Regions from separate parts of the Homo sapiens genome. Here regions 1, 3, 4, 5, 6 and 7 are each linked to region 2. The links are chromatin contacts, found by Hi-C or POLR2A ChIA-PET in ENCODE. All regions are on one chromosome and are shown on one strand. Each heading gives the region's core, a stretch centred on a gene start or an enhancer-like site at or near the end of the contact. The rest is flanking DNA. Distances are from core to core; before and after follow the strand shown.

Region 1 (3,244 bases), core at 363-2,862, 790 kb before region 2:
CTTGGGAGGCTGAGCCATGACAATCGCTTAAACCCAGGAGGCTGAGATTGCAGTGAGCTGAGATCGCACCATTGCACTCCAGTCTGGGTGATAGAGTGAGACCCAACTCAAAACAAAACAAAAGAAACAAACAAGAAGAACAGTATTATTTTAGGCCACTTAGTTTCTTAAAGTGTTCAAAATTCTTTATATACATCATCTCAATCTTTTGTCAACAGTAGGGCAGGTGCCAGAGGAGAAAAACTGAGGGTGAGGCAAGGGAAAGGAAGCCCCTGTGTAATTAGAGCAAACATCTGACGTCATTAACCCATGTATTCAACTAGACATTGGAATTTAGATGCTAAACTACCAAGAGGTTATCAACTGATGATCATTTGGTCCAGGATCAGTGATTTAGTATGACAACATTTTTGAACTTCAGGTGCAATTTGTCATTTTTTGATAAATTTATCTAGGGAAAAAAAAAGTTATTCCATAAAGATTAACAAACCACTAAGCCAGCAGGGTGAAACCAAGCTATGCATTAGGAAATACAATTCTAAATTTAGCACCCTAAATTACAGCAAGGAAAGCCCTCATACCACCATTCACAAGTCTCTGTTCAGGCAACTTATTTCTGGCAAGCTAAATCAAGGCTGTCAACTGGTTTTTGGTTTTTTTTTCCACCTCAAAATTACATTAATTATTCTGAAAAAAATACAGACATCTTCAACTTGGGGAAAGGTTACAAGTGCCGTGTGTCCTTATAAATGCTTATTTTAAAAAGTCACACGGAAGGGGGTAAAAAAAAAAAAGCAAACAAACAAACCCTGGAAGATTGGAAGATGCAGCAGAGCCCCCTTGCTCCCGAAATAAAACTCCTGGTGGCTGTAACAGCAGCGGCAGTGCTACTCCCGACAGAAGTTTTCAGCTGTCACTTCTAACAGCTGAGCGCTTCCTAGGAGAGAAGCGACAGGCCGAGAAGAGAGGTGGTTGTGGGAGGTCTGAAGATTCAATACTTGAAATTCTAGACTCGAAGGGAAACCCTCCACACTTCGCCTGCACTTACGGGACACCCAGCAAGAGCAGCCCCCGTCTCCCCAACACACGCTCACGCCACCCGCTCCCCGCCACACTCAAGTCCAACAGCTCGAGGAATCGACCACGCGCCCGTTCTCTTTCCCTCTTCAGATCGCTCGGGGCTGCGCTGACCTGGGGCTAAGGGTGCGACCTGCACCTGCGAGCCCCGCAGAGGCCTCACACCTAGGGCCATGACCGCCCCGCCCGCTCCCCTGTCTCAGGCCGCGCGACCCTCAGCTCCTCAGGAGCCCCCCTGGGTCTCCACGCTCTAGGACACACCGCGCTTCCTGAGCCCGCGCCGCCGCCCCGGCCCTGTCACCTCGGGCCCCCGGGGACCCCGGGCCTCACCCCCTCCTCCAGCTCATCCTCAGAGCCCGCGTCCTCTGGCTGGTCCAGGTCTATGTCAAACACTCCTGCCATGTCCTCAGCTTCCCTGTCTCGGAAGTCCGGGGCTGGGTAAAAGCCGTCCCGCCTCCTTCGTCGCCTCATGGGCCCGGACCCGCCGCAGCCACCACAGCCGCTGCCGCCATCACCGGCTGCTTAGGCTCAGTGCGTCTGCGCCTAGGCCTTAGACTGGCTCCTAAAGTTCAGCGTAGGAGCATGCGTACAGGGTTCCGTGAAGCCAAACAGTGGGCAGTGGACATGCGCAGAACTATCGGCAGGATCCAGGCGCTGGCAGAAACATGCGCAAAACACCAGCCGAAGTCGCGCTTGGAGGACTAGAGCATGCGCATTGTCAGCTGGAGCGTTCGGTGGACAGTGAGCATGCGTACCATATCTGAAGTTCGTAAATTGAAATTGAACATGCGTAATTAATCTTTCTGAATAGGAAAAAATATATACACAACAAAACTCTCCGTTTATGGAACATGCGCATTTGTTCTCAGTAAGTTTTTCGTTTTGAAAGTGAGCATGCGCATGGTGAGTAGGTTGGTCCGAAGTTTGAACCGGACAGAAGCGCTGGTCGGCGTCTGGCGGTGAGTCGGGTTACGTGTGGAGAACTCCTGGGGCCCGTGGGGAACGGGGGACCTTTTGGCTTTGCTCTTTACTAGTTCTGTGGCCTTGGAAAAGTCAATAACCTTTCAGAGCCTCAGTTTCCTTATCTGTAAAATGAGGATAATAATAAACCTACTTTGCCGGTTTGACATTTTAAGCACAGAGTCTGTCTCACAACCCACGGCTCATTTCCAGTGCTGCATAGACCTGATGTGAAGTCTTTATCAAAACTTGTCTTTTCCTAGGTAAAAATAATGAGGAACTGCTCTAATGTTTCTTTTGCTTTCTTTCTTTTTCAAATGGAGACAGGGTCTCGCTGTGTTGCCCAGGCTGGTCTGGAATCCCTGGGCTCAGGTGATCCTCCCGCCTCGGCCTCCCAAAGTACTGGGATTACAGGCATGAGCCATTGCGCCCGGTTAATATTTCATCTGGTTTTCTTTCTCCAAGCTGCATCTTTCTTGCTGTCCTACCTGAGCTAAACACAAAATCTTTCTTACAGGTCTTACTAAAGTTACCAGGCTAGACTAGTGGAGAAAGCGTAAGCTATTATTTAGAAGAGAGAAAATTAATGTTAATTGAATGTACAATGTTGAGCACACTTCTGTGTTCTACATGTTCATGTGGTGTGAAGGGTGGTACTACTAATTTCTTCAATCAGCATTTGTTTTGTCTTGTTTTTATTTTTTTAATTTTAATTTTTTTTTTTTCTGGAGACAGGAGGATGTCACTTTGTCACCCAGGCTGGAGTGCGGTGGCAAGATCTTGGCTCACTGCAGCCTGGACCTCCCAGGCTCAGGGGATCCTCCCACCTCAGCCTCCCGAGTAGCTGGGACTGCAGGCGCACACCACCACGCCAAGCTAATGGTTGTATTTTTTGTACAAACAGGGTTTTGCCATGTTGACCAGGTCTGGAACAGCCAGGCTCACGTGATTCTCCCAACTCAGCCTCCCAAAATGCTGGGATTACAGGTGTGAGCCACGCACCCAGCCTCTTTTTTTCTTTTATCACTCCTCAACTGAGGAGAATGTTTTGTTTTAAACATATGTTTAGGAAAAAAGTGATTACAAATCAGATTTTGGAAACTATTGAGCTGTGTATGAATGGATTCAGGTACAGTAAATCACAAATCCCAAAACCATGTAGAGAGTATGAGAACTTCCTTGAATGACTAGCTCCTTAGACAACACA
Region 2 (3,307 bases), core at 561-3,060:
CAGCAAGTTATTTAAGGATATGTATGAAGTTAGGAGATTTTTCTTGTGGGGAGGGCAGCAAGGTCAGCCTTTAAGGGATTCTGATGGAGCAGACCGTTGGCTCTCAAACCCCAGGGCTTGGCAAACGATGTGAGTTTAGCATCTTGCCAACTAAATTATTTATTTTGCTCAAGTTATCCTTTTTGCTTGCAACCAACGGCCTCTAATCAGCTGTACAGGTTTCTAATTGTTCGCTATTATGAATTGGTGCAATAAGTCCTTCGACATTCTTAGGTTCTTCGGCAAACATACAAGAATCTTAACTATTTATCATGTAAGTATTGCAATTTGTCTTATTTGTCTTCTGTACTGCTCCTTGAGAGCAAGGGCCACTTCTCATTACTCTGAATCCCAAGTACAGCATTGCATTTTTTTTTTTTTTTTTTTTGAGACGGAGTTTCACTCTTGTTGCCCAGGTTGGAGTGCAATGGCGCGATCTCGGCTCACCGCAACCTCCGCCTCCTGGGTTCGAGCGATTCTTCTGCCTCAGCCTCCCCAGTAGCTGGGATTACAGGCATGCGCCACCACGCCCGGCTAATTTTGTATTTTTAGTAGAGACGGGGTTTCTCCATGTTGGTCAGGCTGGTCTCGAACTCCCGACCTCAGGTGATTCGCCAGCCTCGGCCTCCCAAAGTGCTGGGATTACAGGTGTGAGCCACCACGCCAGGCCTAGCACTGCATTCTATAAATAATTCTTTTAAGTAAAATTCTCATAATATTAACCATCAACCATTTAAAAATGTACAACTGAGGCCATTTTCGTAAAAATAGCTCCATGTAGGTCAAAGACCACAAATAATTCTTACTGAAAGAATTTTTCAGTCTCAGATTAATCTTTCTAAATTATATCTTGTTCATGACCCAAGTAGTTAAAAAAAATTGTTGCTACCCACCACCTATAAGCCTAAATGCCTGATATTCAAGAACTTATTTCTAGATTATTAGTGATTCTCTACATGTGCACTCTAGGTCGGTTAAGTATAATTAGTTGTTTGCAATAAATACAGGAAAAATTAAATTCAAATTACGAATTTGATATGCCCTCTTTGTCTCACAAACCTTCAATTCTTGCAATCTTTACACATCTGGCAGGAAACTGTAGAAAGCAGATCCCATTTATAGGAAAGATGAATATCGCTGATACCCTTTCAATAGTCCCACGGCGACAACTTAGGCGGCAAGAATGAAGTGTGGGATGTGGGAACGAAGACTTCACAGTGTGTGGTCCCGTCCTCTCACCACCGTAATGAGAAATGACACCTCAGTTTGGAGCCTTCTAACTCGATTAGCTTTGGTAGGTGGAACGCAAGTCCTACAAACCTTAGACTGTTCCTTCCAGAGAGAACCACTAACCATGAACCTTCTGCACCAGGGTTTCTCAAAGTGCGGGCCACAGACCACCTGCTGCCGAATCACACGATGCTGGGTGAAAACGCGGATGGCCTGGGCCCCACCCTGGAATCTCAGAGTCCGAATACTTAACTACGGGTGTGGCTCTGAAGTCTGCGCTTTCCACCAGTACGCCAGGTGGCTCCGTCTTTGGCGCGCAAGTTTGAGAGCCGTGGGGCCCCGCCCTCCGCCAAGGTGGGCGTGGGTGGCGTAGCAGAGCCCCAAGCTCAGGCCGCCTGCGCAGGCTAGGGCCGGAGGCACGCAACCCTGAGGCAGCGAGTCGCCAAGTCTCGTATGCGCCCCGCAACGCGGGAACTAGGCGATCGCTCCACGCTCCTCCCCTCCTTTCCCCTCCCACAGCGTCCTGCGCGCATGCGCTTCGCAGCTTCTCTCGCCGCCGCGCCCCCAGCTGCTCTGGTTACGGTTGGTGTTTGCGAATTCTCTGCGGCACCTTCTTCGCTGAACTCCACCGTCAGTTCCATAGGCGCGCGCCCGCGTCACGTGGGCCGAGGTTCCGGCGCGGCTGCTGGCCGGCGGCTGAGCCGGGAGAAAGGAGCTGCGGCCACCGTTCGCCCTACTTCTGCGCCTCGGGGCGGGCGCGCCGGTAAAAATGGCGAAATGGGGGTAGGCGGCGCTGGACCTGAAGAGATGGGGCGCGCAGGTGGGGCGGTTGTCAGAGCCCCCTGACGTGGGCGCCGGGCTTTTATCGGCGATTTGATCTGGCGACCTCGGGCCGGCGCCTAAGAGGTCAGACTGCGGAGCCTGCGGGTCGCCAGCGGCCCCGCCGAGAGCCGGAGGCAATGGATGAACAGAGCGTGGAGGTGAGGGGGTTGTGAGGGTGGTGGTTAGTCCCCGCCCCCACCCGATGAGCGGTTTTTATTCGGGGAGTCGTGCCCATGTCCTCCCTCCAGTAGGGCACCCCTACCCCGCCCCTGCCGCTGTGGAGAGGGCTGGCCCGGTACCAAGGATGCCGTGCCCATTCTGCAGCGCTCCGGGTGTCTTGTGCTCACTGTTCCGCAGTCAGGTGGTGCGTATCCTGGAGTTTTCAAGGATGTCTTGGCACAGGTACTCATCCCCACCGGGTGTTTGCAAACAGCATCCTTTTCCGACCAAAACTGCAGATTCATCAGATGGATGTACCCTGCCACTCGCCACCAGTCCTTGCGAGTTCTTGAGCTGATCTAAATCTCCTTCCAAATGGATAGTCATCTTTCCCTCTCAGTGGCACATTTTGCAGGCTTCTGCCCTTCCTTCCTAGATTGAATCAGCATATATTATCTCATGTGTAGTTTCCAGAACAAACTCTTCTTTTTATAACTGATTCTTGTAAGCTGTGAGTTAAAATAGTTGGGATATGTAGGATATGTAAGTAAAGGCTAGGAATATATTTTAAAAGATTGTTTATTGAACATAATTGTGTAATCATTATCAAATTTTGAACCTTTCAGATACTGAAATAGGAAATCCTTGCTTTTTAGTAAGGGGTAACTATGTTATGGATATTCCACTTGAAACTAGTCATTCAGTAGTCTTATTGTCCACCCCGTTGCAGGTTACAGAATCTGCATCTCCCAGGTTCTTTCTGGCCCTACAGAGTCATGATGAGATTAATGAGTAATTTTCTCCTTAATTCCTCATATAAAGTATTATAAAGGTTTTGTAAACTTATCTTGGTTTTAGGAGGGTTTAATTCTAGAATGGAGTGAAAGTAAATGTCAGTAATATAAAAACAAAGTATACAATACAATAAGTATACGTTTAATTGTATCCTTTTTCTTGTTAAAAACTTTTCAGTTACTTCCTAAATTGATTAAATTGAGGCTTGCAAACATAATACTGTTTCTTGTATTTACATATTTTTGTTGTTGTTGTTCCCAAG
Region 3 (3,431 bases), core at 184-2,683, 890 kb after region 2:
GAGGTCAGGAGATCGAGACCATCCCGGCTAAAACGGTGAAACCCCGTCTCTACTAAAAATACAAAAAATTAGCCGGGCGTAGTGGCGGGCGCCTGTAGTCCCGGCTACTTGGGAGGCTGAGGCAGGAGAATGGCGTGAACCCGGGAGGCGGAGCTTGCAGTGAGCCGAGATCCCGCCACTGCACTCCAGCCTGGGCGACAGAGCGAGACTCCGTCTCAAAAAAAAAAAAAAAAAAATTATTATTTCCCAGGTTGGAAATGTGTGCGTTTATGGAATAAATTGGTAGGTGAGAGGCTGTGAGGCAAACTGGAAGGTGGTTAGGCTTCAAAAGACAGAAGAACTTGGGCTAGAATCCCAGTACTTTTACCACTTGCAAGCTAGCAAGTCCTTTAAACCCTGGCCTTCACGAACTTCATTTTTAAAGTGAATAAAAGTACCTTTTTGAGAGGCTTCTACAAGGATTTGGGACAATGCAAACAAAAGTGCTCAAGCTGCACTAGATCCTAAATAAATGGTGCTATTTATGGTGAGTCGGTGTTACACAACTAGTGGCTATGGCACCCAGAGCTTCCAATGCCAAATCATCAAACTGGCATGAGATTCCCGAGTTCAGGGGACAATTGCTTACTTTGTTGGAGGAGGACTAGATGTGAACAAGGCTGATAAATGTTGACATTCCCAAAGTGCCGGGACGCCAGACGTGAGGTTACAGCATGTCCTTCCTTTGCTAGTACAACGAAGCATGACTTGTGAATGTCACTTTTTTGGCTTTTCAGGAAGCCAGTGCAGTAACAAAGTGGCTTAATGATCCAAAACTAACATACACAAGGTAAGAATCAGTTCAATAATAACATCGTTTCCTTCCTTACTGTTGACTTCCTTGTTTTTTCTTTCTTTGCTCAGTGAATATCAACACAAAGACTAATAAATCTTCTGACACTTTTTTTGTCTTCCAAGAATATATTTTCTTGTCTGGCTAAGGGCCATCACCTTCCCTGACTCCTTTGGGAATAATGGGTGCATTTCTTACAGTCACATCACCCGATTTTCAGGCCAAAGTTTTCACGCGTTGGGTGGAAGGCAGTGTGGCATGGTGGAAAAGGTAGAGGGCGAAGACTCAGGCCACCTGGTCCCCGTCATCATTTCTGCATCTATCTGTCTATATGAAGTGGGCTGATGGCTGTGCCAGTTTCCTCATTTGCACAGCGCACGAGGTCCCGCTTTCGGTGAGCTTTTATCGCATACATGGTAAGCGGTGATCGGTAGGACCCCGGAGCCCTCTTGGGCGTTCGGCTTGGGCTGCACTTGCACTGTGTGGCCAACTGCGACCGTGGCGCCGTGACGGGAACGGCGGGTTGCGCGCGCAGCACCTCCGTCGCCTCCCGATCCAGCGTCTCCGTTGCCAGGAAAACAGAGCGGCGCGCTTTCCGGCGCAGTCGCGGCGCGTCGCAGCTGTCATGGCGGAGACCGTCTGGAGCACTGACACCGGGGAGGCAGTGTATCGCTCCCGGGACCCCGTGCGCAACTTGCGCCTCCGGTAGTCGCACCGCCCCAGCCCCGAGGCCCCATGCTTTTGTGTCCTTAGATCATTCCAACCTGAGCTCGGTGTTCTGAGGTCCCCACTTTCTGCTTACAATCCCGACCACTTCTCCGGGCTCCCCACTTCTTTCACTATCCGTACCCCCATCCACTCACAGCCTCTAAGAACCCCTTACAGACCTACCCAAGTCCATTCACGTCTTTGTTGCTCCCAGTTTCTCAAAGCCCTGTGCCCCCAGTACACCCTCTCCCCTTCATTCTTCCCCATAGGACGGCGCACCCACCCACCTCCTCTCCGTTGTCTGCACCCAGCACACCTTGGCAACCCTACCTCCTCTGTTTTGTTTCCCCCATCCTTGCTTTGTGTTCATCTCCTGGTTGCGTGTCTGGTAACGAATATTTTGGGCTTTTCTTGACAGAGTCCACCTGCAAAGAATCACATCAAGCAACTTTCTTCATTATCAGCCTGCTGCCGAGCTCGGGAAGGACCTCATAGACTTGGCCACTTTTAGGCCTCAGCCAACTGCCAGTGGGTGTTACGGTGGTGATGTGCCATCTAATACTAATTATGATACTAATCAGAATTGTGGCCAAATGTAGTGAGATAACAAATACTATACTTCTGATATGTTATAGAGTTGCCCGGCAACCTACATTCTATTTGTGGCTTTTTTTTTTTTTTTTTTTTTTTTTTTTTTTTTGAGACGGAGTCTTGCTCTTTCCCCCAGGCTGAAGTGCAGTGTCGCTATCTCCGCTCACTGCAAGCTCCGCCTCCCGGGTTCACGCGATTCTCCTGCCTCAGCCTCCCGAGTAGCTGGGACTACAGGCGCCCGCCACCACGCCCGGCTAATTTTTTGTATTTTCAGTAGAGGCGGGGTTTCACCGTGTTAGCCAGGATTGTCTCGATCTCCTGACCTCGTGATCCGCCCGCCTTGGCCTCCCAAAGTGCTGGGATTACAGGCGTGAGCCACCGCGCCCGTCCTATTTGTGGCATTTTTAAAAGAGAAAACGTGCCCCAAACCCTAAATACACATATAAACACTTTTAAAAACAATTTTTAAACTGGAGACTGCTTGCAAAATCTGCATATGATGTGCATGTATAGATCAACTGTGTTCTTGTGGTTTTCCTTATCTGGGAAACCAAAAGAATGAGGAGGAGAGGACAGAGTGGTTGTTGTCAGGTCACTAGTCTGTTTGCTTTTATTGTTTCTCTTTCTGTTCAGAGCTGTTCCTGGGCAAGAGTGTGGGCTCACAGGTTGTGAAACGTGTCTCTGAAAAAGGCATACCCAAGAGTGTATTAGATTAGATTTGTTTTCTTTGTTTTTGTTTTCGTTTTGTTTTGAGACAGAATCTCATTCTTCTGCTCAGGCTGGAGTGCAGTGGTATGATCATAGCTCACTGTAAACCTTGGTCTCCCAGGCTCAAGCCATCCTCCTGCCTCAGCCTCCCAACTAGCTGGGACTACAGACTCACACTCAGTTTATTTTTTTTTAAAGTTTTAGTAGAGAAAAGGTCTTGCTATGTTGTCCAGGCTGGTTTCAAATTCCTGGGCCCAAGTGATCCTCCCACCTTAGCCTCCCAAAATGTTGGGATTACAGGCGTGAGTCACTGCATTCAGCCAGATTTGGTTCTGTTAAAAAATCATTTATTTGCCTTCACTGTCCTCTCCTTACACTTGGTCTCCTAAATTTCAGTGTTTGTGATTCTACATATATGGCTTTAGAAATAGTAAAGATAAAAATGCCAGGGTTATTTTCTAGCAAATGCAGACAGTTGGGACTGAGGAAGGGCTGGCTATTCAGCTTATATCTAAATTTCAGTTTCTTATATCCAGTTAGATTAGATATTTCCTGGAGCGGGCTGAGCGCCGTGGCCCACGCCTGTAATCCC
Region 4 (3,329 bases), core at 739-3,238, 970 kb before region 2:
ACTCTTGGTCTTACATTCTTACTCTAGCCATTGCTACAGCAACTAGTTTATCACAGGCATCTACTAGCTTAGCACAGGTATAACTGGTGAGAGCCTTGCCTCAGATATGCACCTAGTTTCCTCACTTTTGCCTCAGGGCTTCTTTGACTATGCAACATAGGACTCCTCCAGGAACCAAGCACAGATGCATGCTCAACACAGGAACACCAGTGAATTAATGCCTTGTGGTCAACTTTTGACAATAGACTTCAAAAGCTGACAGATAAATGCTTTTCCTCTCTGTTCCTCAGAAGAAGGGTTTTGAGAGCTTCACAAGGCTTCTCAGAAACTCCTGAGGACTGAACAATCAGTCACCCCTTGCAATGGCCAACTCAATAGCACATATTGGTATTAATTCTCCTTCCTTCCCTGTTCATTTCTGGATAAATCCCTCACCTATCAACCTCATCTGAGGCTCTGCTATCAGGGAACCCAGATTAAAATATCCAACGACTAGGTTTCAGCTCCTGATCTTCTCTGAACAAATGCTTGAATACATTTCTTTACACGAATACACACACACACATGCACATATATAACGCACATATGTACACAGACTAGGAATAAGAAATAATATACCAGCACAACGGAATCTAAATCCAAACAAAAAAATTAACATTTCTCCCCAAGCCCAAAGTCTTCAGAAAACTACCTCTGCTAAAGCATACCCCCAATTTTCACTGCTGAACAGAAATGTTTTGTTCTCAGGATAAAACATACATTCAGGTGACTTCAAGGTTTTCCCTAAGGGCCAAGGGTGAGGATTTGCTTTATATTTGCATAACTCAAAGGCCCTAGAGATGGTTTTCCCAATCTGCCCAACTGTGAAAGTCAAGCCTTCACTTCCTGGATGACTGAAAAGTGATCACAGATTTTTAAATGGCCATTTTATTCTCCAGCTTCTTGACTTCAAGGTTTCAGAAAATCTTGGGGTGTCTCATTTCAACCCGGTCACTCTTAGGCAGATTATATTTTACATGATTCAGTTAAACTCCAAAATTACTCTTCTAGTGGGGCGAGGTGCCTCATGATCCATGAGAGGATTCACACTGGGAAAAAGGGAGAAAAAGGAACCAAGAGTACAGCCAGCTGTCACTTAAGTAGGGAAAGCTGCCTTATATTCCACTGACCAGATTGCAATCACAGAGCCACAGCCAACTGCAAGGAATGCTAGGGAACGTAGCCTTTATTCCGGGTGGTTTTGTGCCTGGGGAAAGATTTTAGAAGAGTAGAAGGGTGCCTTAGAACTAGCGGTTTCTGCTACTGCCATCCACAGCATACCCTCTCCAACTCCAGCCCGAATCTGAAACTCTAGTACGGAACAGAGTACCTTCAGCCCTGTCCAGGAACAAACTCTGGGAGGACAAACTTTCTGGAAGCACAAATTGAGAACTCACTTTTCAGTCAGGGCTCAAGAAGGAGTGGCCGGCGAAAAATCTCCAAGCCAATTTCTTTCTTTTTTTTTTTTTCTGAGACGGAGTCTCGCTCTGTCGCCCAGGCTGGAGTGCAGTGGCGCGATCTTGGCTCATTGCAAGCCCTGCCTCCCGGGTTCACGCCATTCTCCTGCCTCAGCCTCCCGAGTAGCTGGGACAACAGGCGCCCGCCACCACTCCCGGCTAATTTTTTTTTTTTTTTTTTTTTTGTATTTTTAGTAGAGACGGGGTTTCACCGTGTTAGCTAGGATGGTCTCGATCTTCTGACCTCGTGATCCGCCCGCCTCGGCCTCCCAAAGTGCTGGGATTACAGGCGTCAGCCACCGAGCCCGGCCTCCAAGCCAATTTCTGACAAGCATCTGCAGGGTACCGGTCGGAGGAGTCCCGTAGTCATGGAAACCCCTCTGAGCCCCAGTCCGGTCTAAAAAAGGTACTTTCGGAACTAGAGCGCGCGGAACGGGAGGATGTCCCGGAAGTATTTCCCTGGGATCACCCCACCCACCCCCCCCGCCCGTAGAAAAGATGGCTGCTGTGCAAGTTGTCGGTTCGTGGCCTTCCGTGCAGCCGCGGGAGGCACCGCGGGAAGCAATCCCTGAGCGAGGCAATGGGTTTCGCCTCTTGTCTGCCAGGCTCTGCGCCCTGCGCCCGGATGACAGCAGCTCCGCCCGCACCGAGATCCACCTGCTCTTCGATCAGCTCATCTCCGAGAACTACAGCGAGGGCAGTGGCGTGGCCCCGGAGGTAGGCGGCGCGCCCTGCTGGCCCCGGCCCCGGCCCCACCCCTCCGGGAACCCAGCTGGTGGCCTCTGCCTGCCTTTCCCTGATCTTCCCACTCTCGCGCCTGATGATTTAGTTTCAGGATGGCGTGCCCCCTCCAACCTTGGCACATTCTTAGTTCTCCATTTGGAAGACCCTGCAGTGCTTGGCACGCTCGAGTCATTCAAAACCCAACTTGACGACTCCTGCTCTGATAATGCCTCGGGTTTCCTCTCTGATACCAACTTTCCATCCGCCCGCACCCTCCTTCACTCCCTCTCTGTGCACCCAGAACACTTGGTTGACAAAATGCATTACTACTGTTTATTGCGTACATGGTACACGGACCACGTGGGAATCTTAGAACTTGCGTAGTATTAGGGCTTGTTTGCTAATGAAAATACTGAAGCTCGTAAAAATACAGTATACAAAACTCTGCCACAAAGCCCCTATGTTTTCTGTTCCTACACACTAGCTCCTCCCCTCTGCCGTCTTTCTGAGTAATCTTACACACATCAGGCCTTAAATTAATGAATTCTCTGAACTGTTGACACCATGGCCTTCTGGCCCTACGTAGGAAAGAGGGAAGTGGTGCAAGTTGCCTGCTTGCACAGGCATCTCAAACTAGACAGTTCCTAAAGATGAAATTCATTAGCTCCAAACACGCATTCCCGTCCCCAGTCCATCCCACCTTCCAACACACATGCATCATCCACCAAGTCACACCAGACACAAACACTGGTTCTTCCCTCCTTCATCCCAGATCCTGACCAACTCAGGTATTTCAGAATGTGTCTCATATATATTTCTCAGTTCATCCCCTCCTGTCTATTCCCATAGCGAGTGCCTTAGACCTCAGGCAAGGCGACTTATGCCTGGACTGTTCGCTGATCCCCTCTGACTGATCTCCTGCCTCCTGTCTAGCTCCTCTCCAAGCCAGTCATTCCTCCAATGCCAGAATGATCTTTTCTTTAGGAGGAAAAAAAATTGTTCATAAACTTTAAAATCTGCTTTGGAAAAGTCTTCAATACGTATTGGTAAATGGTTGAAGCAAGTTGCAGGACAATTCATACAGAATGAGATCAGTATGAAGCTGGAGGA
Region 5 (3,507 bases), core at 990-3,489, 740 kb before region 2:
TGCCTTAATTTCCTCATGGGGTTGTTAAGTACAACACATGTGAAACAGCCCTGAAAATAATGCCTGGTACAAAGCAAACAATCATTATCAAAAGTTGTAGTAATCCACTGTGCTTCCTGGTACAGGGCACGCCAGAGTTCCCGGGAGCTAATCTTGATTGCTGGTGCTCCGTGTGGTTGTTGTGTACAAAGAAATTACCATGGAGGGAACATGGAGATGGGAAAGGGCTGGTGCAATGGGCAGAATGAAGAGGTGTCTGAAGAACCAACAACCTGAGGCTAGGCAGGAACATCTGGCAGCTCTCAGAGAGGTTTAGCAGTCCTTACTCAAGTGCAACTGACTGTGAGGTGCACTAAAGAGTGAAAGGCAGAGAAAGGCCTCCCTGCCTTAGTCTTGGCCTTCATCTTCTTAACTAATGAAAAGAAGCTGGGTGCTTGCTTTGGCAGCACATACACCAAAATTGGAACAATATACAGAAGATTAGCATGGCCCCTGCACAAGAATGACACTCAAATTTGTGTTCTGTATTAAAAAAAAAAAAAAAAAAAAAAAAGGCTGGGCATGGTGGTTCATGCTTGTAATCCCAGCACTTTGGGAGGCCGAGGCGGGTGGATCACCTGAGGTTAGGAGTTCGAGACCAGCCTGGCCAACATGATGAAACCCCGTATCTACTGAAAAAAATACAAAAAATTAGCCGAGTGTGGTGGCATGCACCTGTAATCCCAGCTACTTGAGAGGCTGAGGCAGGAGAATCGCTTTGAACCTGGAAGGCGGAGGCTGCAGTGAGCCGAGATTGCGCCACTGCACTCCAGCCTCGGCAACAAGAGTGAAACTCCGTCTCAAAAGAAAAAAAAAAAAGTTGGGAAAAACATGGTTCTCCAGGGCCGTGGCAAGCCAGGCTTCTGCACTACTGCCAAGAGGAGTGAACTTGAGCTGCTTTTCGTTTCCTCCACACAACATGGTGAGGAGCCAAAGGAAGACAGTGATCTAAGTCATTCCCCACCTTCAGGCGGCACCATCCCTGTTTTCAAATCCCTAACTGCCTCACTCCCCTAAAGCATTTTTTCCCCGCTGGAAACAGACTGGAACACAATTAAGCAATGTTGATCACTGCTTCAGTCAAAAGTGGTCTGAAGGGAAAAGCTGATGTGTTTTGTCCCCCAAAAGGGATAGATGGCCTCAAAGGAAAATGTCGCATTTGGATTAGATTTGTGGTAGGGGAGGAGTGACCTGCCAAGGGCTCCTTGAATAAACAAAACTGTTCCTCAAAGGGCTTTGGGTGGAGGTCATCAAAGCAAGTTCACAGAAAGATCCTCCTCCCTGGTAACTCTCCAGAGATGGCTGACTCTTTGCTTACATAGGTAGCTCAGGGGTCCCACTTGAAGTCAGTTGCCCAGAATAAGCCAGAGCCTGCCCCCTCAAGAATTCAGGAATGTGGTTTCCAATGCAAATAAAGGCTAAATTGTAGAAACAGTGCTGGAGTGTGTTCAAGCCCTCCCTCTAGGTCCTCTGAGTCATTTGGAAATGGTTAACAAACAGGTTGGACACCTGGGTTGATTACTGCTGAAGGGGATTTCCACACAAACCCTATACTGTAAAATCATCCTCTTGCCTTCCCAAAGCAATTCAGTTCCACTTTCTAGATCGAATGTGCCTTAAAGATTCCAAATGTCCTAAATCAGATCCTAGGGTTCCTAAATTAGAGCAGCAACTGCTGCTGACACAAAGAAACAAGGAGCCAAGCAACTTTGTGCTTAAAAAAAAAAAAAAAAAAAGTTTATTTTAAATTAAGAGGAACAGATGTCCAATGTTTCAAAAAGCCACACATTTGTGGATTTGGCTGACAAACTCTCTAAGCTGCATTTTATTTCTGTTCCCATAGAGTCAGCTAGCCACTTGCAACTGACTCACTTCTCTCTGGGCCACAGTTTGGGCCAGTCTCCTGACTACAGAATTAGAATCCAGATATCAAATGAATCCAGGGTGCTTGGGTGGAGAGCAGGTGTTAAAAGCCATCTAAAACCACCCCTTCCCTGCTTTAATTTAGGAGTATCAACACCCACACAGCAAACTGCAAGGCTAGTGGGTCAAAGAGAATGAGCAAACAGTTGGCACCTGCCAATCCCAGCACCACGCAATTTTAAAGGCAATGAGTAAGCAGCTGTCTGGAACAGGTTTTTGTATAATCCTTCTTAAGAGTACTGGTTAAATATGCAAATACACACAGGTTATTTGCTGCAATTCAAGGCCTCGCCCCCAAGGCAAATGCATTACCTCAGGTGAACTCTTGGCCTTGTTGGGAAGGGATAGGATCCCTAGCTCCTGTCCACCAGACACTAATGACTCAGTTGCTTCTAAAGTTTAAAATACATGATGTGCTTTCTCTTCTTGTTGTCTTTGAGAATAAATAAATTTACCTTCAGACACAAGGGTTTTGTGTGTAGTATCTCATTTACGTTGTGTAAATACTGGAGAGGATTCAATAAATGTTAGAGATAAAATGTTACTTGGCTTTTCAAAAACTTTAAACTCCTGCTTAGTTTTAATTTTTTGTAGCACCTCAAAAAATTATTTATGAATAAAATGAAGCAGTTGTTTGTATTTTTTAATAGAAATGAGACTCTTAGGTCTATTGAGGAAGATCTTGCATGCCATCAATTTTTTCATGGTTCAAAACCTATTTACCCAGCAAATCTCACTGTATTTTCTAGACTGACCTTGTAACAAGTATTAAAAGCTGATACTCCCTTTTCTCCTCTTTCCTTCCAGATGTTTTAGTATTTATATATATATTTTTTGAGGCAGGGTCTGTGTCACTCAGGCTGGAGTGCAGTGACACAATCACGGCTCACTAATGAGGTGATCCACCTCAGCCTGGGACTATAGGCACATACTGTCACACTTGGCTAACTTTTAAATATTTTGTAGGGAGGTCTCATTATGTTGTCCAGGCTGGTCTCGAACTCCTGGGCTCAGGAGTGATTTGCCTGCCTTGGCCTACCAAAGTGCTAGAATTACAGGCATGAGCAACCATGATAACCAATATTCTTTATAATGAAAATAAATTAGAAAATGGTCAATATTTTCAGGTGGGAAAGTTAAAAAACTGTTTTTGGTTTTAAATTCTTCGGTAAATTTTTCACTTATCAAAAGTTTGACAGAGTATCTGCTAGAAAACCAGAGCACATATGCTAAGAAAGCATTTTAAAATATATCTTTGTTTCTGGAGGAGTGAATGCAATGTTGTGAAATTCTTGCATGTGTATCAGATGCTCACTTTTTTTTTTTTTTTTTTTTTTTTTTTGCGAGATGGTGTCTTGCTCTGTTGCCCAGGCTGGAGTGCAGTGGCACGATCTCAGGTCACTGCAACGTCTGCCTTCCGGGTTCAAGTGACTCTCCTGCCTGTTTCCCGAGTAGCTGAGATTACAGGCATACGCCACCACGCCTGGCTAATTTTTGTATTTTTAGTAGAGATAGGGTTTCACCATGCTGGCCAGGCTGGTCTTG
Region 6 (3,504 bases), core at 278-2,777, 770 kb after region 2:
TGAGGGCTATGGAGGCATCATAAGCAGGAGTAGGAGGTAAGATGCTCTCAGGGGAGGAGCCCTGAAGAATGGGGGTCCAGGAACCCAGGTTACTGCACAACTTTGATATTCTTATCCTCTTATCGCCTGGGGCAGCCACTTCCCCTCCACCCAGGTCAGAGGCAGCGGTGGTCTCTTAAAGGAGTATCGCCCCATTTCTGGCCAGCTGGCCCTGCAAGGCAACCCTCCTCACCACTTTCTCTTTAGACTCAAGGGGGTGAAAGGCCCCATTCCCCCTTTCTCTGTCCCATTTTAGGGACCTGGGAATGGGGCAACTTTCCAGGTTGAAGGACCCCCTTCCTGGAGGGAAGGATGTGGGGCCATCTCCCTCCCCACTGCCCCCATGCCAGTCCTCTTCTAGGCCCTGAATCTGACAGCTCCCTAAGGTCTGTGTGGGCCTAAACGGAGGACCCAGAGAAGAGGTCCATGGCCTTCTGGGAAGGAGTCACTGGGTGGTTTTCTCTCTACCGCTCCTACCTCCCCAAACCCATTCCTCTTGCTTCCAGAGCCAAGCCCATGGAGAGGCTTGGAGAACGCTGGGGGAAGATGGTATGGGCTGGGCTCAGCCGACGCTGTCCCCTGCCCACCCCCACACCCTACTCCCCTCCCCCAGCCAGGGGCCCTGGGCTGGGCAGCTTCCTGCCTTCCCCATGGGGAAATCGGGGGTGGCATGCAGGTGGGTGGGCCCCATGCCCACATCCGGTGGCCGCCAGAACCTTCCCTCGAGCCTCTTTCCCGCCACTCCTCCAAGCCCCCTTCTCTCCGCATAGCACCTGTGCCCCACCTTAGGACCTGATCCTCACCCAGCTCTGCCCTGCCCTCTTGTCCCCACAGGTCCCAAAGAGAGCGTGAACACCTAGCCTAGTGCCATCAGTCCACCGGGCCTGAGAGTGTCCCCCGCACTGTGCCCTGCAGGCTGAGGCTGCAGGAGGGGTGGCTTTGTGGGGTGCTGAGGACAACAGTCTCCATGGACGCCCTTCATGCATCAGCACCTCCATGGCCCTCGGGAGCACACGCAGAGGAGCCAGGGCCTGGCCTGAGTGTTGGGAAGGGAAGGGAGTTTTCTGGGCTGAGGTCAGCAGCGGTGGGGCTCAGAGAGAAGGTCCTTTTCTTGTGCTGGAATTCTGGACTCCCCGTTTTGGGCACTCACCGAGGGCCCTGTCGAGGAGCCCTGGTCTTCTGGGGTCACCCTCAATGCCCTGAGTCAGTCCCAGGCTCTTGAGCCATCCCTTGGAGCTGGTGCCACGGGGGGAAGGGCAGCTGGGGCCGGAAGCCACCTGCCCAGGGCATGAGAGAGGGTCCCCAGCCCTCCCGCGGGCCCACCCCCTTCTGTTTCCTGTCAGTCTGTCCTCCCCAGGGAGGGAGGGAGGGAGGGCGCTCATCCCCTGCGGGCGGGGGCGGGGCGCGCTCTGAGACCGTTGGGCGCCCTGAGATCTGGCCCACGTGGCCTCGGGGTTATAAGCCCTGCCCTCCCTGAAGGGAACCCCACTTCGGAGCCTGGAGCACAGGGCGAGCTCTCCTCCGCCCTGCAGCCTCAGGTAAGGATCCGGACCTTCACTGCTGCCCCAACTGGGGCTCCTCAGCTCGGGGCCTCTAGGGGCTTGGGCTGCTGGTCTGGGTGGAGGCGCGTTGGGGGTGTCGAGGAGCTTGGGTGCAAGCCCCATGCGGGAAGCTCAGGGCAAAGCGCCTTGAAACCCTCTCTAGTGAAGGAAGGTAAAATGGCTCCGGGACCCCAGGCGGGGAAAGAGGTGTCCAAGGAGGAGGGCTGGAGAGTAAGGCGGGGATGGCAGAGGGTACGCAGAGGCTGAGAAGTGGGACCAGTGTCTCAAGGGGCGCCAGCCTCTTCCTCCGCCCAACATGGCCACCATTTTTGTTGGGATAGCCTTGGGCTCCTGCCAGGGGAACAGCAGGGCAGTGAGGGAGTCAGGACTTTGGGCTGGTGGGGAGGCCGAGAATCAAGGCTCTGGGGAGTCAGGACTTTGGGGCTGGTGGAGTGGCTGGGGACTGAGGCCCTGGGGGGTCAGGACCTTGGGCTGCTATGGAGGCTGGGACTGAGGCTCTGGGGGAGTCAGGACCTTGAGCTGGTGGGGAGGCTGGGAATTGAGGCCCTGGTGTGTTCAAGACCTTGGGCTGGTGGGGAGGCCAGGGCCTGAGGCCCTGGGGGGTCAGGACCCTGGGCTGTTGGGGAGGCTGGGGACTTAGGCCCTGGGGGGTCAGGATCTTGGGCTGGTGGGGAGGCTGAAGGGTGGGGACTGAGGCTCTGGGCAGTCAGGACCTCACGGTTGGGGTGGACTGGAGACCAAGACCTTGGCAGGGGAGCTGTGGCTGCCTCATTTGGACGCTGGAGGGTGGCTAGCGTGGCTGGAAGCGGCCAGCCAGGGGTTCACAGAACTGAAGGTGAGGCCTCCAGAGGCCCTAGTCTCTACCTGAGTGTCTCTGAAACTGGGGGGATGGGGTGGAGCCTTTAGGGGGAAGGGAAGAGGGAACTGAAGAGGAAGTGGGGGAGGGAGGTAGAGGAGGCAAGTCTGGCGCCATGCTGAGTCACCGCCCACAAGGCCCAGGGCGGGCCCTCGGGGGGCCCTGGCAGGGTTGGGGGGATCTTAGGAAGCCACAAGGAGGGCTGGGGGGCTCTTGGAGCAGGAGTCAGGAGGCCTGGGCAGCCTGAAGAGTACACGCCGACGGACAGACAGACAGTGCAGTCACCCATAAAGTAGAAAGCACTACTAACAGCACTGGAGGGTGTAGTGTTTCCTACTTTATGGATGAGTGTACTGTGGGCTTCGGAGATCACGCCACTGCTGCCGCCCGCTGCCCGCCACCATCTTCCTCGGCGCTCGGGGACCTCGTGTGACAGGTGAGCACCTTACGGCCCCTCCCTACCCTGCCCAGATGCCTGAAAGGCCTCCATGGCTTTCCTGCCCTTCCTGGTTCCGGACAGCTGGGGAAAGGCCACAGCAGCTCCTCTGCTGCCCTGCAGTCTTTGGGGGCGGGGAGGGCTGGACATGTGGAACCCTGATGCAGCCGCAGCGTCAAGGACGAGGAAGGGGTGGGAAGGGATGGTACGTGGAGGGGAATGGGTGGTGGGACCAGGGACCCAATGCTAATAAAGACTGGACTGTGCTTCTCTTTTGTCTGAGACTCTGTTGCTGGGGTGGGGAGCTGAATGCGGGCGGCAGGCACATGGACAGTATGGGCGCACAGAAGGGCTGGGAGGGAGAACCTCTGTCGCTCCTCCAGAAGATACGGGTTTGGCCCTGCCTATGAGATCAGAAGAGGGCTCTGGGCCTGGCCAGGCCACAGCCGGAGGAGAGAAGGGCCTGGGCCATCTGCAGAAAGGGGCAGGGATGTAAGGCATCCTCTCACCTTCTACCCTAGCTCTGGCCCTATCCTGCCCCCCTACATACCCAAACTGAAAGCTGCCTACATCCAGTTTTAATCTAAGAAAGTCTAGGGGGTCCTAGGTCA
Region 7 (3,188 bases), core at 678-3,177, 860 kb before region 2:
TTAAACACTACATTTGGTATTCTAAATTTACAAATGTACCAAATGTACTAAAATTATCAGTGTACTAATACATATTGGTGCTGCATTGTGGCTGTGGCTGAATTATGTTATATTCTGTTTTTTTTCCTGTTTCCTAAATGTTCACACATTTTGAAGTTTAAAAATATCCACGACATAGTTGAAATGTTAGAATACTTACACATATCTCCTCGGAAAATTCACTATAGTCTGGAGCCTGGCTCTCACCCTTACTGAACCAGAAATCTGTCAGAAAGATTTAAATTAGTAAGCACAGAGAGACTTAAGTATGCCTTCTACCACCGCCGACCACCCCTACCCCCACCCCCAACAAAAAAAGAAAGCCAATGTGTTTTTTTTTGAGGTGGGGGTCTCCTTCTGCCGCCCAGGCTGGAGTGCAGTGGCACGATTTCAGCTCACTGCAACCTCCGCCACCTGGGTTCAAGGGATTCTCCTGCCTCAGCCTCCCGAGTAGCTGGGATTACAGGCGCCCGCCACCAAGCCCGGGTGATTTTTGTATTTTTAGTAGAGACAGGGTTTCGCCATGTTGGCCAGGCTGGTCTCAAACTCCTGACCTCAAGTGATCCTCCCGCCTCGGCCTTCCAAAGCGCTGGGATTACAGGGGTGAGCCACCACGCCAGGCCTAAACCTTTTTTTTTTTAGACGGAGTGTCGCTCTGTTGCCAGGCTGGAGTGCAGTGGCTAATCCCGGCTCACTGCAACCTCCGCCTCCCGGGTTCAAGCGATTCTCCTGCCTCAGCTTCCCGAGTAGCTGAGATTACAGGCACGCACCACCACACCCGGCTAATTTTTGTATTTTTAGTAGAGACGGGGTTTCACCATATTGGCCAGGATGTGGCCACGATCTCTTGACCTTGTGATCCACCCGCCTTGGCCTCCCAAAGTGCTGGGATTACAGGTGTGAGCTACCACTCCCCTCCTCAGCTTCGTTTTCTTAATGACCTTTTAATTTTAGAACAGTTTTAGATTAACAGAATTTATTTTATTTATTTATTTTTTGAGACCGAGTCTCACTCACTCTGTTGCCCAGGCTGGAGTGCAGTGGCACGATCTTGGCTCACTACAAACTCCACCTCCCGGGTTCAAGTGATTCTCGTATGCCTCAGCTTCCCGAGTATCTGTAGCGGGGATTACAAGTGTGAGCCAACGCCCCCGGCTAATTTTTGTAGTTTTAATAGAGACGGGTTTCACCATGTTGGCCAGGCTGGTCTCTACCTCCTGAGCTCAAGTGACCCGCCCGCCTCGGCCTCCCAAAATACTGGGATTACAGGTGTGAGCCACTGCGCCCGACCTAAACTTCGTTTTCTTAATAACCTTTTAATTTTAGAACAGTTTTAGATTAACATAATTATTTTGAGGGCAGTAGGGTCCTCTATACCCCACGCAAGACAGGTTTTTCAACTCTAACTTCTACTTCCACCCCACGCAGACTCTCCGCACCTCTCTCCTCTCATCTCGGGTTCTGACAAGGCCTGATCCTCACAGCCCAAATTCACGATTGTGAGGAAAGGTCAGCTCAGACCAAACGTCACCGCCCAGACAGACACAACTAGGTCAGGCGTCAAGCTCGCGGACATCCGAGCCCGGAAACCCTAACACTCCTCCAGGGGTAGGTTCTCCAAGCCTGAACATTTTTAACCTCAAAACGCCCAGGATCTCGGAGGCGTGTGGTGGATGCCACATAAATACATAACACATAACAACGACTTATTATTTAGCGCCAGGCCTGAAGGCCGTTCTCAGGCGCAGCTCGCTTGTTCTCGCTGCCAAAACACCCCGGCAGCCGTGAGCTCTCCACTCGGCGCGGTGCGGGGGCGGGGCTAGGAGGTGGAGCCGGGGCAGGGCGCGCGCGCGCGCGTGAGAACGTCCGGGGAGCGCGCGCGCCGCCGCCGTTGCCGCCGGGCTGAGAGAAGAGCTTGCGGGGTTTGCGGTTGATGGCCCCGACTGAAGGGCTGGAGGCGGTGTATGCCGCTGTTCTTGCTGTCGCTCCCGACACCTCCGTCCGCTTCTGGTCATGAGAGGTTAGGCCTGGGGGAAGCGGGCAGAGGAGGAGGCGGCGAGGGGCCGCGGCGCAGGGGGCTCTGGGGAGAATAGGCACTCGAGGCTCGGACGTGGGTGGAGAACTCTGCCCTCGGAGATTCCGGAAGAGTTGTGTTGAATTTTCTTCCCTTTTTTCTCCTCTTTCTTGTCTGTGCATGAAGGAAAGTGGGAGGGTTCTATGTTATTTATAGAAAAGACACTGAAAGCCTGCTGTCCAACGTCGCTCTTCAGTTTTGACGAAATAACACCCGTGGCGTCGGGGCCTCGGTGAAAGCCTTTAGTGAAAAGCACTGAAACCCAAACCGCCAGACACGGTGACTGCACCACTGTTCAGTCCTGGGAGTGAAATAGAATGACACAGAACATTCCCTGACGTTAACTCTAGCCTCCTCCTAGACAAACGGGAAAAGCACGGCAGTGTGGGATAGCCTCTGCGTTTTGTCAGCTGGGATTCCGACTCTGTTCTTCTGTTTCTAGGAGGTCCACACTGGATCATTTATTAGAGAGATCTTTCTCTGCTAGAGTCCTCTTTCCTCACACCCCTCCCTCCGTAATACACACACCACCGACGGTGGCATTTTATTGGGCGGACTGTGTAACTGCTTATTCAGACTAAAGAGTTACCTAGCAATTACGTGGTGACTCTCCAAAGTATCTATGCTTTAAATGTATTTAGGTAACATTCTTTTGCGCGGGGAGGTAATATTATTGGTGGCACCATTAATTATTGGAAACTTTATGAGCTTTGGGAAAGCTGCTTGAGCAGAAAATCTAATTTGTAGGTCACCTAAGTGCAGTGTTTATTATTAGTTACCTATGATGATAATAAGGCATTAAGATTTAATGTTGTTTTTTTTCCTAACATTTCCAACCATTAAAAAATACTGGCTCACTCTTCCTTATGAAACTTCTTTGATGTAGAATCTACATCAGAGATGAAACTGCACCATTTGGGAAAAGTAAATGTACCAGAGTACCCAGTGAGGACTGGTGCTCATTAACATCTGCTGGGTACCCATACTTCATGACTGTTTTGCGGATGCCTTCTGCCATTAGAGAACTGGAAGCATTTGCAGCTCAACTTTTTTTTTTTTGGTGCAAATGTTCCCT

The links. Hi-C counts contacts between places; a loop is a spot of excess contacts on that map. ChIA-PET counts read pairs that join two places held with the same protein, here RNA polymerase II (POLR2A). Pooled maps may share reads with other maps.
Region 1: a loop to region 2 is called in a map of CD8-positive, alpha-beta T cell, with 20 times the contacts of the local background. The contact joins the promoter of RPS6KB1 here to the promoter of TRIM37 in region 2. A Hi-C loop is called at or near these places in 4 of 168 maps with a recorded cell type or tissue (CD4-positive, alpha-beta T cell, CD8-positive, alpha-beta T cell and naive thymus-derived CD4-positive, alpha-beta T cell), 1 of 37 single-sample maps with no recorded cell type and 10 of 50 pooled maps. POLR2A ChIA-PET finds 5 or more read pairs at or near these places in 2 of 52 experiments (OCI-LY7 and activated CD4-positive, alpha-beta T cell).
Region 3: a loop to region 2 is called in a map of CD8-positive, alpha-beta T cell, with 15 times the contacts of the local background. The contact joins the promoter of MKS1 here to the promoter of TRIM37 in region 2. A Hi-C loop is called at or near these places in 3 of 168 maps with a recorded cell type or tissue (CD4-positive, alpha-beta T cell, CD8-positive, alpha-beta T cell and naive thymus-derived CD4-positive, alpha-beta T cell) and 13 of 50 pooled maps. POLR2A ChIA-PET finds 5 or more read pairs at or near these places in 2 of 52 experiments (PC-3 and activated naive CD4-positive, alpha-beta T cell).
Region 4: a pooled map shows a loop between it and region 2 (19-fold over the local background). The contact joins the promoter of HEATR6 here to the promoter of TRIM37 in region 2. A Hi-C loop is called at or near these places in 1 of 37 single-sample maps with no recorded cell type and 8 of 50 pooled maps. POLR2A ChIA-PET finds 5 or more read pairs at or near these places in 2 of 52 experiments (HepG2 and activated CD4-positive, alpha-beta T cell).
Region 5: a map with no recorded cell type shows a loop between it and region 2 (5-fold over the local background). The contact joins the enhancer-like site here to the promoter of TRIM37 in region 2. A Hi-C loop is called at or near these places in 1 of 37 single-sample maps with no recorded cell type and 7 of 50 pooled maps. POLR2A ChIA-PET finds 5 or more read pairs at or near these places in 2 of 52 experiments (A673 and PC-9).
Region 6: a loop to region 2 is called in a map of CD8-positive, alpha-beta T cell, with 8 times the contacts of the local background. The contact joins the promoter of MIR142HG here to the promoter of TRIM37 in region 2. A Hi-C loop is called at or near these places in 3 of 168 maps with a recorded cell type or tissue (CD4-positive, alpha-beta T cell, CD8-positive, alpha-beta T cell and naive thymus-derived CD4-positive, alpha-beta T cell), 8 of 37 single-sample maps with no recorded cell type and 15 of 50 pooled maps. POLR2A ChIA-PET finds 5 or more read pairs at or near these places in 5 of 52 experiments (B cell, CD4-positive, alpha-beta T cell, H1 and 2 more).
Region 7: a map of CD4-positive, alpha-beta T cell shows a loop between it and region 2 (3-fold over the local background). The contact joins the promoter of RNFT1 here to the promoter of TRIM37 in region 2. A Hi-C loop is called at or near these places in 2 of 168 maps with a recorded cell type or tissue (CD4-positive, alpha-beta T cell and naive thymus-derived CD4-positive, alpha-beta T cell) and 9 of 50 pooled maps. POLR2A ChIA-PET finds 5 or more read pairs at or near these places in 1 of 52 experiments (PC-9).

The regions. Positions count from the first base shown.
Region 1 is chr17:59,891,489-59,894,732 of GRCh38, reverse strand. It overlaps RPS6KB1 (ribosomal protein S6 kinase B1), which reads right to left and starts at 1,612. Exons shown (of 15, transcript NM_003161.4): 1 at 1,408-1,612. The coding sequence starts at 1,548. TUBD1 (tubulin delta 1) reads left to right here and starts at 1,790. Exons shown (of 9, transcript NM_016261.4): 1 at 1,790-2,036. RefSeq lists a silencer at 1,195-1,394 and an enhancer at 1,585-1,864.
Region 2 is chr17:59,105,383-59,108,689 of GRCh38, reverse strand. TRIM37 (tripartite motif containing 37) reads left to right here and starts at 1,810. Exons shown (of 24, transcript NM_015294.6): 1 at 1,810-2,249. The coding sequence starts at 2,229. It overlaps LOC124904039 (a long non-coding RNA gene), which reads right to left and starts at 1,594. Exons shown (of 2, transcript XR_007065864.1): 1 at 1,099-1,594. RefSeq lists enhancers at 1,287-1,366, 1,407-1,456, 1,827-1,926, 1,403-2,062, 2,017-2,146 and 2 more and a silencer at 1,587-1,696.
Region 3 is chr17:58,217,257-58,220,687 of GRCh38, reverse strand. It overlaps MKS1 (MKS transition zone complex subunit 1), which reads left to right and starts at 1,433. Exons shown (of 18, transcript NM_017777.4): 1 at 1,433-1,537; 2 at 1,959-2,068. The coding sequence starts at 1,458. LOC105371841 (a long non-coding RNA gene) reads right to left here and starts at 1,374. Exons shown (of 2, transcript XR_934884.4): 1 at 629-1,374. RefSeq lists an enhancer at 1,326-1,605.
Region 4 is chr17:60,077,580-60,080,908 of GRCh38, reverse strand. It overlaps HEATR6 (HEAT repeat containing 6), which reads left to right and starts at 1,988. Exons shown (of 20, transcript NM_022070.5): 1 at 1,988-2,213. The coding sequence starts at 1,995. It overlaps HEATR6-DT (HEATR6 divergent transcript), which reads right to left and starts at 1,600. Exons shown (of 2, transcript NR_135648.1): 1 at 1,437-1,600. RefSeq lists a silencer at 2,202-2,331.
Region 5 is chr17:59,844,468-59,847,974 of GRCh38, reverse strand. It overlaps the pseudogene RNU6-450P. Among named protein-coding and RNA genes, the nearest start is that of MIR21, 5.0 kb to the right of the region's middle. RefSeq lists a silencer at 310-409 and an enhancer at 448-1,436. Within about 2 kb of position 2,239, at least 36 of the 41 ENCODE cell types and tissues checked have a DNase peak (open chromatin) inside an H3K27ac peak, as active enhancers do; they include PC-9, where a contact is called at or near this core.
Region 6 is chr17:58,330,543-58,334,046 of GRCh38, reverse strand. It overlaps MIR142HG (MIR142 host genes), which reads left to right and starts at 1,527. Exons shown (of 1, transcript NR_186557.1): 1 at 1,527-3,159. The region is part of intron 2 of TSPOAP1-AS1 (TSPOAP1, SUPT4H1 and RNF43 antisense RNA 1); the gene reads right to left. MIR142 (microRNA 142) reads left to right here and starts at 2,729; the gene lies at 2,729-2,815. RefSeq lists enhancers at 380-469, 1,060-1,129, 1,630-1,699, 2,500-2,639 and a silencer at 1,210-1,519.
Region 7 is chr17:59,963,479-59,966,666 of GRCh38, reverse strand. RNFT1 (ring finger protein, transmembrane 1) reads left to right here and starts at 1,927. Exons shown (of 9, transcript NM_016125.4): 1 at 1,927-2,059. The coding sequence starts at 2,004. It overlaps RNFT1-DT (RNFT1 divergent transcript), which reads right to left and starts at 1,571. Exons shown (of 4, transcript NR_110815.1): 1 at 1,479-1,571; 2 at 200-264. It also overlaps the pseudogene TBC1D3P1-DHX40P1. RefSeq lists an enhancer at 1,557-1,826 and a silencer at 1,857-1,986.